Regions from separate parts of the Homo sapiens genome. Here region 1 is linked to region 2. The links are chromatin contacts, found by Hi-C or POLR2A ChIA-PET in ENCODE. All regions are on one chromosome and are shown on one strand. The core of a region is the stretch at or near the end of the contact, and the rest is flanking DNA. Distances in the headings are between cores, read along the strand shown. Region 1 has its middle 17 kb from the start of GOLGA6L7. Region 2 overlaps APBA2 (amyloid beta precursor protein binding family A member 2).

The links. Hi-C counts contacts between places; a loop is a spot of excess contacts on that map. ChIA-PET counts read pairs that join two places held with the same protein, here RNA polymerase II (POLR2A). Pooled maps may share reads with other maps.
Region 1: a map of CD4-positive, alpha-beta memory T cell shows a loop between it and region 2 (15-fold over the local background). The contact joins two enhancer-like sites. A Hi-C loop is called at or near these places in 1 of 168 maps with a recorded cell type or tissue (CD4-positive, alpha-beta memory T cell) and 6 of 50 pooled maps. POLR2A ChIA-PET finds 5 or more read pairs at or near these places in 1 of 52 experiments (T-cell).

Annotation. Positions count from the first base shown.
Region 1 is chr15:28,829,420-28,834,737 of GRCh38, reverse strand. It overlaps the pseudogene PDCD6IPP2 and the pseudogene LOC100129687. Among named protein-coding and RNA genes, the nearest start is that of GOLGA6L7, 17 kb to the left of the region's middle. Within about 2 kb of position 2,542, at least 5 of the 41 ENCODE cell types and tissues checked have a DNase peak (open chromatin) inside an H3K27ac peak, as active enhancers do.
Region 2 is chr15:28,971,128-28,977,091 of GRCh38, reverse strand. All of the region lies in intron 2 of APBA2 (amyloid beta precursor protein binding family A member 2), which reads right to left. Among named protein-coding and RNA genes, the nearest start is that of APBA2, 88 kb to the right of the region's middle. Within about 2 kb of position 2,756, at least 4 of the 41 ENCODE cell types and tissues checked have a DNase peak (open chromatin) inside an H3K27ac peak, as active enhancers do.

The DNA of each region.
Region 1 (5,318 bases), core at 1,293-3,792, 140 kb after region 2:
AAGTAAAATAAAAAATTCATAGTCTTAATAATGGAAAACAAAAACATTTACTGAATGTCAAAACATCTCCCTAAAAACCCCAATCAGTTGGATTCTACATAAAGAACAATTATGCTCTGCTTTCTAACCATGATTTTTAAAAGAACAAAGGACAAAAAAAGTCATCAAATGTGGTCCAGGCACAGTGGCTCACACCTGTAATCCCAGCACTTTGGGAGGCCGAGGGTGGATCATGAGGTCAGGAGTTCAAGACCAGTCTGGCCACTATGGTGAAACTCTGTCTCTACTAAAAATACAAAAATTAGCTGGCCGTGGTGGAGGGCACCTGTAATCCTAACTACTCTGGAGGCTAAGGCAGAGAACTGCTTGAACCCAGGAGGCGGAGGTTGCAGTGAGCCAAGATCATGCCACTGCACTCCAGCCTGAGAGACAGAGCAAGACTCCCTCTCAAGAGGAAAAAACAGAAACAAAAATTCATGAAATGTAATAAATAAAATATACACTTTGGATTTTTCCATGTACTTAGCTTTTCTTAGAGCATCTTTTAGAATTATTGTTTCACAAAAAACACTTTGGGAAACGTTTTAATTTATTAACAAATACTGGAGGGCTAGGAAGAAGAGGTTAAAACTTTTCAAAATATACAGAATGAATTACTGATACGTGTTAAAAAAAAAAAAAAAAAAAGGTTGCTGACTCCTGTCATGGAAGGCACTGTCATATGGACACTCCCAGCCTCAGCATCCGGAGGTCCAGAAAGGGAAAATTTCAAGTCAGAGAGAACTCTATACATACCATTTGTTTGGAACCTTCGGCCCTTAAGATCCCAACATTATGACCTCAGTTTCAACACAATTGTCCTTAGTCCTTGTATTGGTTACAAATACAAAACAAACAGCTCAACTGAACTAACTCTTTTCTCTCCAGAAACACAAACACAAGACCTCATAAAAGGAGTGAGTTTCTAGCAGCCATAATTACTGCAACTTACTTCTCCAATTTTCCCCTCGACAGTTAACTCAACAGCTCAAAAACTATCAGTAACAAACAACAGTCACCATGATATGGTTAGGAGTGTAGCAGATTTCTCAACCAGTAATAATAATTAAGAAAAAAATTTTCCCTATTAATAAATCTCATTTCCTGCACTTGCAAGAAACTAATTAAAAGGCAGCCGCGCACGATCTACAAAAACAGCCATAAAGACTGTTACATTTTAAGTTACAGGAAACAAACCTGCTCCTCTAATATAGCAAGATACAACTGACTTCCCCTTACATACCCTAAAAAAAAGCCTTACACGAGAAATTTAAACATGGAAGCAGAAATACACCAAGAAAGAGACATGTCAAACCCCACCTGTATATCTGTTTTCAACCATTCGGTGTCAAGGCGAGCCTGGGCAGCCAAACACAAAGATTCAGAGGGCATCTTTTCTCCAGCTTCCTCCCAGGTCTCAGGCCTGCAAGTAAACACACATGTTGAAGACCTAACGCTTCTTAATATTTTACAAAGACACTCCCGAAAGGTTTAATGCAGGAAAAAAAAAAGAGACAGAGAACAAAAAGATGGGAGAGAAGAGCTGGGGGACGGGAGTGAAGTGGAGAGAGGGAAAGAGGGAACAGATGGAGGGAGAGGGAGGTGGGGAAGGGAAAGCCGCCTTCCAAGGTAGGCAGGGTGTGCCTGGTTTCTCAGGAGGCCAGATCACAATGTCATCCCCCTGCCCTCAAATCCAAAAGGTACACACACACGACAGAAAGCCCATCGTTTTTTGTTTTGTTTTGAGATGGAGTCTCCCTCTGTCACCCAGGCTTGAGTGCAGTGGCGGAATCTCAGCTCACTGCAAGCACCACCTCCCGGGTTCACACCATTGTCCTGCCTCAGCCTCCCGAGTAGCTGGGACTGCAGGCGCCCACCACCACGCCCAACTAATTTTTTGTATTTTTAGTAGAGACAGCGTTTCGCCGTGTTAGCCAGGATGATCTCGATCTCCTGGCCTCGTGATCCGCCCGCCTCGGCCTCCCAAAGTGCTGGGATTACAGGCTTGAGCCACCGCGCCTGGCCAAGAAGCCCACAGTTTGAACGACAAATGACAGCAGCATGAATCTGCCGCTTTACCCTACAGCAGGGCGCCTGCGTGAAACAAATTACTCAAAAGGATCACCTGCAGAAAAACCCACAGCCACCACCACTTAGAGACGGAGAGAGACCGGAGGCTGAGCCGCGGGCGGTCCGCGCAGGCCCCCGTTCGGCCGCCCGCCAACCCCGCGCCCGCACCTCCTCCGACGCTGGCAGCCCCGGTGCCCCAGGCCGGGACCTGACGCGCAGGGCCCAGGCGCCTCGCCCCGCTGGCTTGCGGACACAGCCTCCTAGCAGCCGCTGGCTCAGGCGCCGCCAGGGATCCTGATGCCTCTCGCAACCCCAGCCACCCGCGCTTAGGGCCAATCGCAAGGCGGCTCCGTGGGCGCAGCCAATGGGGAAGAGGAGCGCTTCGCCGCTCCTCTGGACTCTCCCGCTTCGTGCAATGCGGTTTATCTTCCTACTTGGGAGCCTACCGGCTGAGGCCAGGGGGCAACCGCAGGCGCCAGAAGGCGGGATTTCCGCGGCACGCACGCACACCCGCACTCCTACGGAAGTCAGTTTCTCACCACCTGAATTATTTGAACTTAGCACCACTAAACGTGGAGCAATCAGGTACAGAGTGCTTCCAGATCTCATGTAATAGAAATCACTGACATCATCTATTTTTTTTTTTGAGACAGAGTCTCATTGCGTCGCCGAGACTGGAGTGCAGTGGCATGGTATCGGCTCACTACAACCTCCACCTCCCGGGTTTAGGTGCCTCAGCCTTCCGAGTAGCTGGGATTACAGGCATCTGTCACCACACCCGGCTAATTTTTGTACTTTCAGTAGTGACGGGGTTTCATCATGTTGGCCAGGCTGGTCACGAACTCCTGACCTCTGGTGATCTGCCCGCCTCAGCCTCCCAAAGTTCTGGGATTACAGGTGTGAGCCACCGTGCCCGGCCTATTTCATATTTTAAATATTAGAAAAGTAGAACTTGGCCAGGTGTGGTGGCTCACACCTGTAGTCTTGGCACTTTGGGAGGCTGAAGTGGGAGGATCGCTTGAGCCCGGGAGTTCAAGACCAGCCTGGGCAACATAACAAGACCCTGTCTATTCAAAAAATAAAATTAGCCAGGTGAGGTGGCACGTGCCTGTGGTCCCAGCTACTCGGGAGGCTGAGGCAGGAGAATCGCTTGAACCCCAGAGGCGGAGGTTGCAGTGAGCCGAGATCGTGCTACCGCACTCCAGCCTGGGAGGCAGAGCCAGACTCCGTCTCAAAATAATAATAAGCAGCAGCAGCAGCAGCAGCAGCAGCTTCGGCGGTGGAGGGCCACCCCCGGGCATTGGCCACCTGTGGAGTGACCTGGCTCTTGGCTCCCTGGCAGCCAGCTTCTGGGTCAGGCATCTTCGTTGGTGACTGCCCCTTCAGCTCTCCTGGTGTGGCCGTGAGTGGTGTGGCACTGCCGTGACCCATCTTTTTGTCTTAAAGATGCATCCTGACTTACCTCCACACTTGCACACTCAAGAATGCAACATCGTGATTAACTTGCTAAAAGAATATCACAAAAATCATAGCATTCGAAAATTTTTTGGTCATTGCAATGATCTGGATCAGGCAATGAGAAAATAAATGCTTGAAGAATGAGTACATGGAAAAGAGGACCAAGAGCAGAGAGTATGGCAATTTGATGCAAAAGAGACTTTTTTTTTTTTTTTTTTTTTTTTTTTGAGACGGAGTCTTGCTCTTTCACCAGAGCAAGTGCAGTGGCTCAATCTTGGCCCACTGCAACCTCCGCCTCCTGGGTTCAAGCAATTCTCCTGCCTCAGCCTCCCATGTAGCTGGGACAATAGGCCTGTGCCACCACACCCAGCTAATTTTTGTATTTTTAGTAGAGACAGGGTTTCACCATGTTGGCCATGGCCAGGATGGTCTCGATCTCTTGACCTTGTGATCTGCCTGCCTCAGCCTCCCAAAGTGCTGGGATTACAGGTGTGAGTTGCTGTGTCCAGCCGCAAAAGAGACTTTTTAATTCTCCAGAGGAATCTGAAAAATAAATTGCATTTTCACTGGATGCCTTGGCTGAGAGAAGACCAAAAGGCTATGGGTTGGCCCGGGCATGGTGGCTCACACCTGTAATCCCAGCACTTTCGGATGCCGAGGTGGGTGCATCACCTGAGGTCAGGAGTTCAAGACCAGCCTGACCAGTATGGTGAAACGCTGTCTTTACTAAAAATACAAAAATTAGCCAGGCGTGGTGGCATGGGCCTGTAGTCCCAGCTACTCGCAGGCTGAGACAGGAGAATCTCTTGAACCCAAGAGGCAGAGGTTGCAATGAGCCGAGATCACGCCACTGCACTCCAGCCTGGGTGACAGAGCGAGACTCCGTCTCAAAAAAAAAAAAAAGAAAAAGAAAACGCAGAGTGCATAGCACATGGTAGATACTGACACTGCACTGAGTCTCTTACACACATCGTCTCATTTTACTCTCACAAAACCCCAGGAGTTTGGTATCTTTATTCTAATTTTTGAGAAACTGAGGCTCAAAAATATTAGGGATATGTCCAAGGTCACACAATGAGTAATTTGTAGATCTGAAATGCAGACAGATCTCTCATTCTGAGCCAAGCGCTTTGACAGCACAGAAGGTAGAGAAACAAAAGTTCCCTGTGGAGTTGTGGGATGCTTATTGAAGGTAGCTCATTTGGTGTGGAAACCAAACACAAATGTGCATTAGCGGGAGTCAAGGAGGAAGGAGGAGGGAGGGGAGTAGATAATTTCATTGCAGGCTGAAGGAGGAGAATGCTAAAGATATTAATTTGTGAAAAAAAAACTTGGCAGTTTTAGTAATTTACTGGTGTGAGGAGAAATAAAGTTAAGAGTATGAATGGTGTGGCGGCAGATCATATGAGAGGTATAGTGAAAATTTACAGAATCTGCTGACCTCAATGTCAACAAAATTAATGGGGCCCAACTCTGTACCTGTCATGACCAAGTTTTAAATTTTTCTGTAGATAGGCTGTTCCTTCCAAAGCTTAGAGATTAAGCATATATATATATACATAATTTTTTTTTTTTTTTGAGACGGAGTCTCGCTCTGTCGTCCCAGGCTAGAGTGCAATGGCATGATCTTGGCTCACTACAGCTTCCGCCTCCAGGATTCAAGCGATTCTCCTGCGTCAGCCTCCTGAGTAGCTGGGATTACAGGCACGTGCCACCATGCCTAGCTAATTTTTGTATTTTTAGTAGAGACG
Region 2 (5,964 bases), core at 1,507-4,006:
AGGCTCACATACTCACAAGAAAGAAGAAAAATGGTAGTGTTGAAGGAAGCCAACTGATGAGGTAAGGTTTATTTCCTCATTGTGAATAGACTTTAAATGTTAAGGAAATTTAATTAGTCACTTGAAATCTGGCCACTAGTAATGCACTGGAACCAGAAGGTGTCACAGGTAAGTTTTAACAATACCATTGAGGAACATATCACCTCAGTCTTATATTAATTGCTCTCCAAAAGAGAAAAGGATGAGATGCTGAATGTTATGGGTCTAATATAATCTCCACACTAAAACCAATGAAAGGCAGAATAAGAAAGGTAAATTATAGGCCAAACTCATTTATAAACAGGTGAAAAAACATCCTAAATAAAGTATTAGCCAAGTGAACCCAGCAATTTTTAAGAGACATATCATGATGAAATACAGGTTTATCCCAGGCATGTCAACTTGGTGTAATATTAGAAAAGCTATTGTCGCAATCACATAATTCATCACATTAACAGATCATCTCAATTGATGCCCAAAAACCATTTCATAAAGTTCAACATGCATTCACAATTAAAGGGAGAAAAAACTCCTAGCAAATTAGGACCAGAAGGAGACTTCCTTAACAAAGTGAGGATCTACCACAAGTCCACAGCAAACTCCACACCTCATGGTGGACCATTAGAGATGGCCCTACAAGAAGGAATAAGACAAGAATTTGCAGTATAACTGCTTCTGCTTAACACTGTTCTGTCACTCCCAACCACAGAAGTAAGAAAACAAAAAGAAATTAAAGGATGAAGATTGCAATGGATGAATGAAAGCCAACTGTCATTACATGCAGGAGACATACTGTCCATAGAGAAAAGCCCCAAGCTGCTCTTCAGACTGTTAAGCAAGGTTGCTGGATACCAGGTCAAAACACAAACTCAACAAAGGTCATTTCCAGAGGGCTGCCACTGGGACAGTAGCCAAAATTTCATACCTGGGAATCAATTTAATGTAAAAATGGAAGACCTCTATAGAAACATATCTGTTACTTTATTGAAAGACATAAAAGAGGACCTATTAATTTAAGATCTCCATATGCCATGAGCATGTTTGGATTTGGAGTATTGTCTTCCAGGTAAATTCAGGAAGGAGGCATGGCTGAGTCAGGGTCTATGCAGGTGCACCAAGTCCCAAGGCATCCTGTTTCCTCCAGGGGTGGAGCAATCTGAATGGCTGCTCCACAGCCTCGCCAATAGAGGGCGCCATCAAACTTGTATTGTTTTGTTTTGAGTTTTTTCCTCTCTGCCAATATGGCCCATGAGAAATGGTATCTTGTTATAATCTATATTTTGAAGGAATTAGCTTTGTGATATAAGATGCAAATATTTTCTACTGGTTTATTACCTGGCTTTTTCACTTTGCTTATGGTGTCCCTCCCCCATCATGCGAAAGCAGTTTTGTTTTGTTTTTTTCCTAATGCAACCAAATTTCTCAATCTTTTTTACATTGCTTTTGGATTTTGAATCATAATTTTCCCTACCCACAGGTTATTTTAAAATTTACCCATGTTTTCTTGTGGTAGTTTTTCTGGTAACTACCTATTTAGAGACATTTGAAATGTATGCTTGTAGATGATGAAAGATATCGACAAAATTTTATCTTTTTCCAAATGGCTATCCAGTTGTCTCAAAACCATTTTTAAAGGGTTCTCTCTAATACTGTTTTACTTAGGCATTTTACATCAATATTCCTAAGTGAGATTGGTGTGTGGTTTTCTCATTGAATAATCTTAAGGTTTCTTTTTCTATGTTCTAGAATAATTTAAGTAGCATTGAGATATCTGTTCTTTGAAGATTTGATAGAATTCTCCTGTGAAAATATAGATTTGAATTTTTTTCCAGTAGGAATTTTTTTTTAAAACTTTCTGTGTCTACTGGGGTCAATCTGAATAAATTATATTTTCCTAAAGAAGTTCCCTTTCTATCCAGGTCTTCACACTTACTTGCAAAGCACTATACAAAGTAAGCTTTTAATGATTTTTTTAAATATGCTCTGTTCTGTTAATGTCATTTCTTATTCTGTGTTGTTTGGGGTCTCTCTCTCTCCCCTTCATGATTAGCTTAGACAGAGGTTTGTCCACTTGATTCTTTTTCTAGGATGTAGTATTTTGTGTATTTATCAGTTTCATTTTTTTCTCATTCCTAAAACTCATGAATTTCCAATCTTACTCTTATTTTTTGTCATTCTACTCTAAGTTTATTTGGCTATTTTTATCTATCATTTTTAGTTAGATGATAAATCCATTAATTCGTTTGGTTTCATTTCTGAGGTTATAACCACAGCTTTATGTGTATTCCACAGAGTGATATATTTTAATTATCGTCAAATTCAAAAATTATGCACTTGGTTTGTGTATTTCCTTTCACCTAAAAACTTATTTAATAGAGTTTAATCTTGTAACTCTTCAAATTGAAGGGCCTTTTTGGTTTTTAATCTTATGATTAATTTTTAGTTTTATTGCATTGTGAGCACAGAATGTTGTTTGTATTATTTCTGTTACGGAACTCATTGAGGTTGTCTTTGTAAGCTAATATATGTCAACTTTCCTAAGTGTTCCAAGTAGTCTCGAAACAAAGTTGTATTCCCTATTATCACAGCACAAAGTCTGGTACATTTGGAGGCGTATGTTTTGGTCCCCTTCACATGTCTCAGGCTGAGCAAGGCAGTCACAATGTCCTGGAACTGCGTGTCCCTCATGTCTCCCCACCGCCCCTGTGGTTTCCGCATCGTAGAGGTTCTGGTGATGTTATGTGAAGCAGACATAACCACACCTAGTGTATCTTCTCTGCAAATTGCAGCCTTTAGCATTGACAGCGGCCCTCTTTGTTTCCATTAATGCTTTTGGCCTGATACTAGCTTGGCTGCAGTCAGGATTAAAACTCCCAAGCTCTTTTTCTCTCTTCATTGCTATACACCCTCCTGTCATTTTCAGCCTTCCTGGATCACTGTGTTTTGGATATGACTTCTTTATACAGCATAGAGTTGGGTGCCACTATGTGAACCAATCTGAAAATCAGTCTTGCCTTTTAATAAATGGGTTAAATCCACTCTAATTTACTGATGCGGCTGCTAGGTTTGGTCTCAGTTCTATTCTTTAGTGTTATATTGACCGTGTGTATTTCACTATATGGTTTGTTTGCTTCTTTAAAAGTTGTTTTGTTTTGTTTTTGCATTTCTTTGGGTATTTAAGGTCTATATTTTTGTTTCAGTGGTCATTCTTGTATACCAAACAATGTTACCACTTTCCTACCTGCAGGGCAATCAATGAGCTGATTCTCTGTTCCTCTTTTGCTCTTCCTACTCCAACTATTATTTTTATTCATTATTTCTATTTTGTCAGAATATATAACATTTATAGCCATTCCTCCATACTTATCCCTACCTTTCTTTCGGTCATACATATACAATTTTTTTTAAACATTTTAAAATACTTGTTTAAGTGTAAAAATACTATCAGTGCCTTCGCCAAAGTTTCCCACATCATCTTTTCATTGGATGAAGCCTGTCCCCTGCTATGTGGCATACATAATGTGGCTAATTTTTAACACCTTCATCCTCTATGTGACAACAGTGTTTTCAGTAATTATCACATAATAACCAGTAATAATCACTATTTCCTTAACTGGATCTGTAATTTTAAAAACCATGGACAATTTTAAAAGATGAATTTCAGTCCTAATGGTACAGCTCATATTCAGTAAAATATTTCATGTGTCAACTACAAGTTGCACCAATCAAACAAAAATATCCAATCTCATCATCTGTGCTCTTACTCTTCAAATTTTACACACCAATAAAAACCTCTAGTGTTCACATAGAATGACAGAATTGAAGAAATCCAAGTTCTGTTTCTTTGTCTTTACCTATTGTGATATCACTGGTTATTCCTAATCTGCTATCCAAACAGAGGAATACACAGGGTCACAGGAGTCCGGACCTCAATGGAGTTTGCATGATTCTGGATTGCTACAAACTTCCTCTCAAAATAAACACATGTGCCTCAGTCTGCAGATGTCAGGGGCTGATCGTATACTTGGGAGTTCTCCAAATTAAATGCCATGTAGAATATAATGTTTATTAAAGCATAAGTAATGCAAATATGCTAATTTGAGGTTTACACATAGCATTAAAATGCAATTGTAATAGGAAAAATTGCTTAGAAATTAGACCAACAATAGGTTTTTTCAGGAGGAGTATTTTTTGGCTGACATTGTTTAAAAGTGTTGGATCACAGTGACATAAAAAGCAGACGGACTTTCAGTCAGTTTTATTATTGTTTTTAAATTATCGACAGATGATGAAACTCCTCATTGCCTGCAACCAGGGCAGACCATTTCTGCCGTCCAGCCTCTGACATATCACTAATGCCAGCTGATTCTTTAAGTGTGCCTGGTGGGCACAATATTTTTGTTTCTGAATCACTTAAAGAACCATTGGCTGGGCATAAAATCCTTCACTCACGTTTTCTTTCCTTGAGTTTCTTAAAAGTATTGTGCATTGCTGTCTTGCTTTCTTTGTTGTTGTTATAAGTCTGACACCAGACTTTGCATATAACTTGTAACTTTGTAAACAACTCTGTAAATTTCCTTTGTAAATAACTTGGTCCTTTTGCCTGGAGGCCCTGCTGATATTCTCTTTATCTTTAGAATTTAGTCTTCCTAGAGCATAAATCTTGAGTCAACCATTCCCGGAATGGCAGTGGACTATATTTCCATGTAGATTTGGGTCTTAATTTTATTTTAGGAAAGTTTTCTTGACTTGCAGTTTTAAATTTTTAGTTCTGTTCCATTGCCTTGTTTTAGTTCTTCAGGGTCACCAATTACAGGTAAATTGGATGTCTTTCCAACAGACACTTTGGTTTTGATCTTTTCTATTTCTTTCATTTCTATCCCTACTGTGCTTTCAGCTGTAACTACTATCCCTTTGGGGAACCTTATCATTTACTATTAATTTCAGAGATTATCTTAGACTTTTCTTCATTTGCTTTCCTTAATTAGCTCTCATTTCATATCTCCCGTTGTTTATCCATTTCCAGTCTTATTTTATGAAGAGCTGGCTCATGGTGTTTTTTCACATTTGCAATTGCCTATTACTTACATTTCATTTGTGCTTCTTGGCTGTTTTCATGTCCAGCATTTTGCTACACATTTTCTATTTCTTTTTCTTACAGTAATATTGTATGGACGCTAGGTGTGCTTGGGTTTATATTAATTTACTTAGACTCCCCAAAAGCTGATGAGTAGAGTCAGTAGGGAGGGAGAGGTCTGTGTGGCTTGCTCAGGAACATGGTTCAGCCATGCACTCTTCTCTTACTTCTCTAAAGTACAGTTTTTTTAATTAAGGAGAGAGATTTTCCTCTTCTTCCACCTCCTCCTCCCCTGAGAGGAGCTCTTCTTTGTGGATGATTTGTTGTTTTACTAAGTTCCTTATTTTCAGCTAATTCTTCTCTTCCCTTTCACACCAAACCTCCAGGAAACATCTCCCAGGAGCAGACTCTCCCATCCCATGCACTTTCCAAGACCCTCTCTTTTATTCCTGAGTGACATTTCAGATGTCTCTTATTATCTCCCGAGTGAGGGTGGGACCAGGCCGCTGCTGCACTCTCCTGTGCCCGGTCCTGATGGCTCGGGGCTCTGGCCTGGCCCTGAAACCCTGTATCCTGGTCTTGGGTGGAAACAGAGGTTTGCTACATTAATTGTCCCCTAGTTGTGCTATAATCATGGACTATGGGCAACTATATTTTCCTCCTGATTAACTGTATGTTTTTCAGGGAGATTCTAATTTGGTGGGCGCTGTTATCTTGCAGGGATCCCCCCTTATCCAATCGTGATTAAAAAAAATGGCAAGCACAGACAGAAAAGAAATAGAATAAAAACAACTTCTTACTCATTATAAATAGACTAAGAAAGCACAGCGTTCTTATAAAGCCCTAGA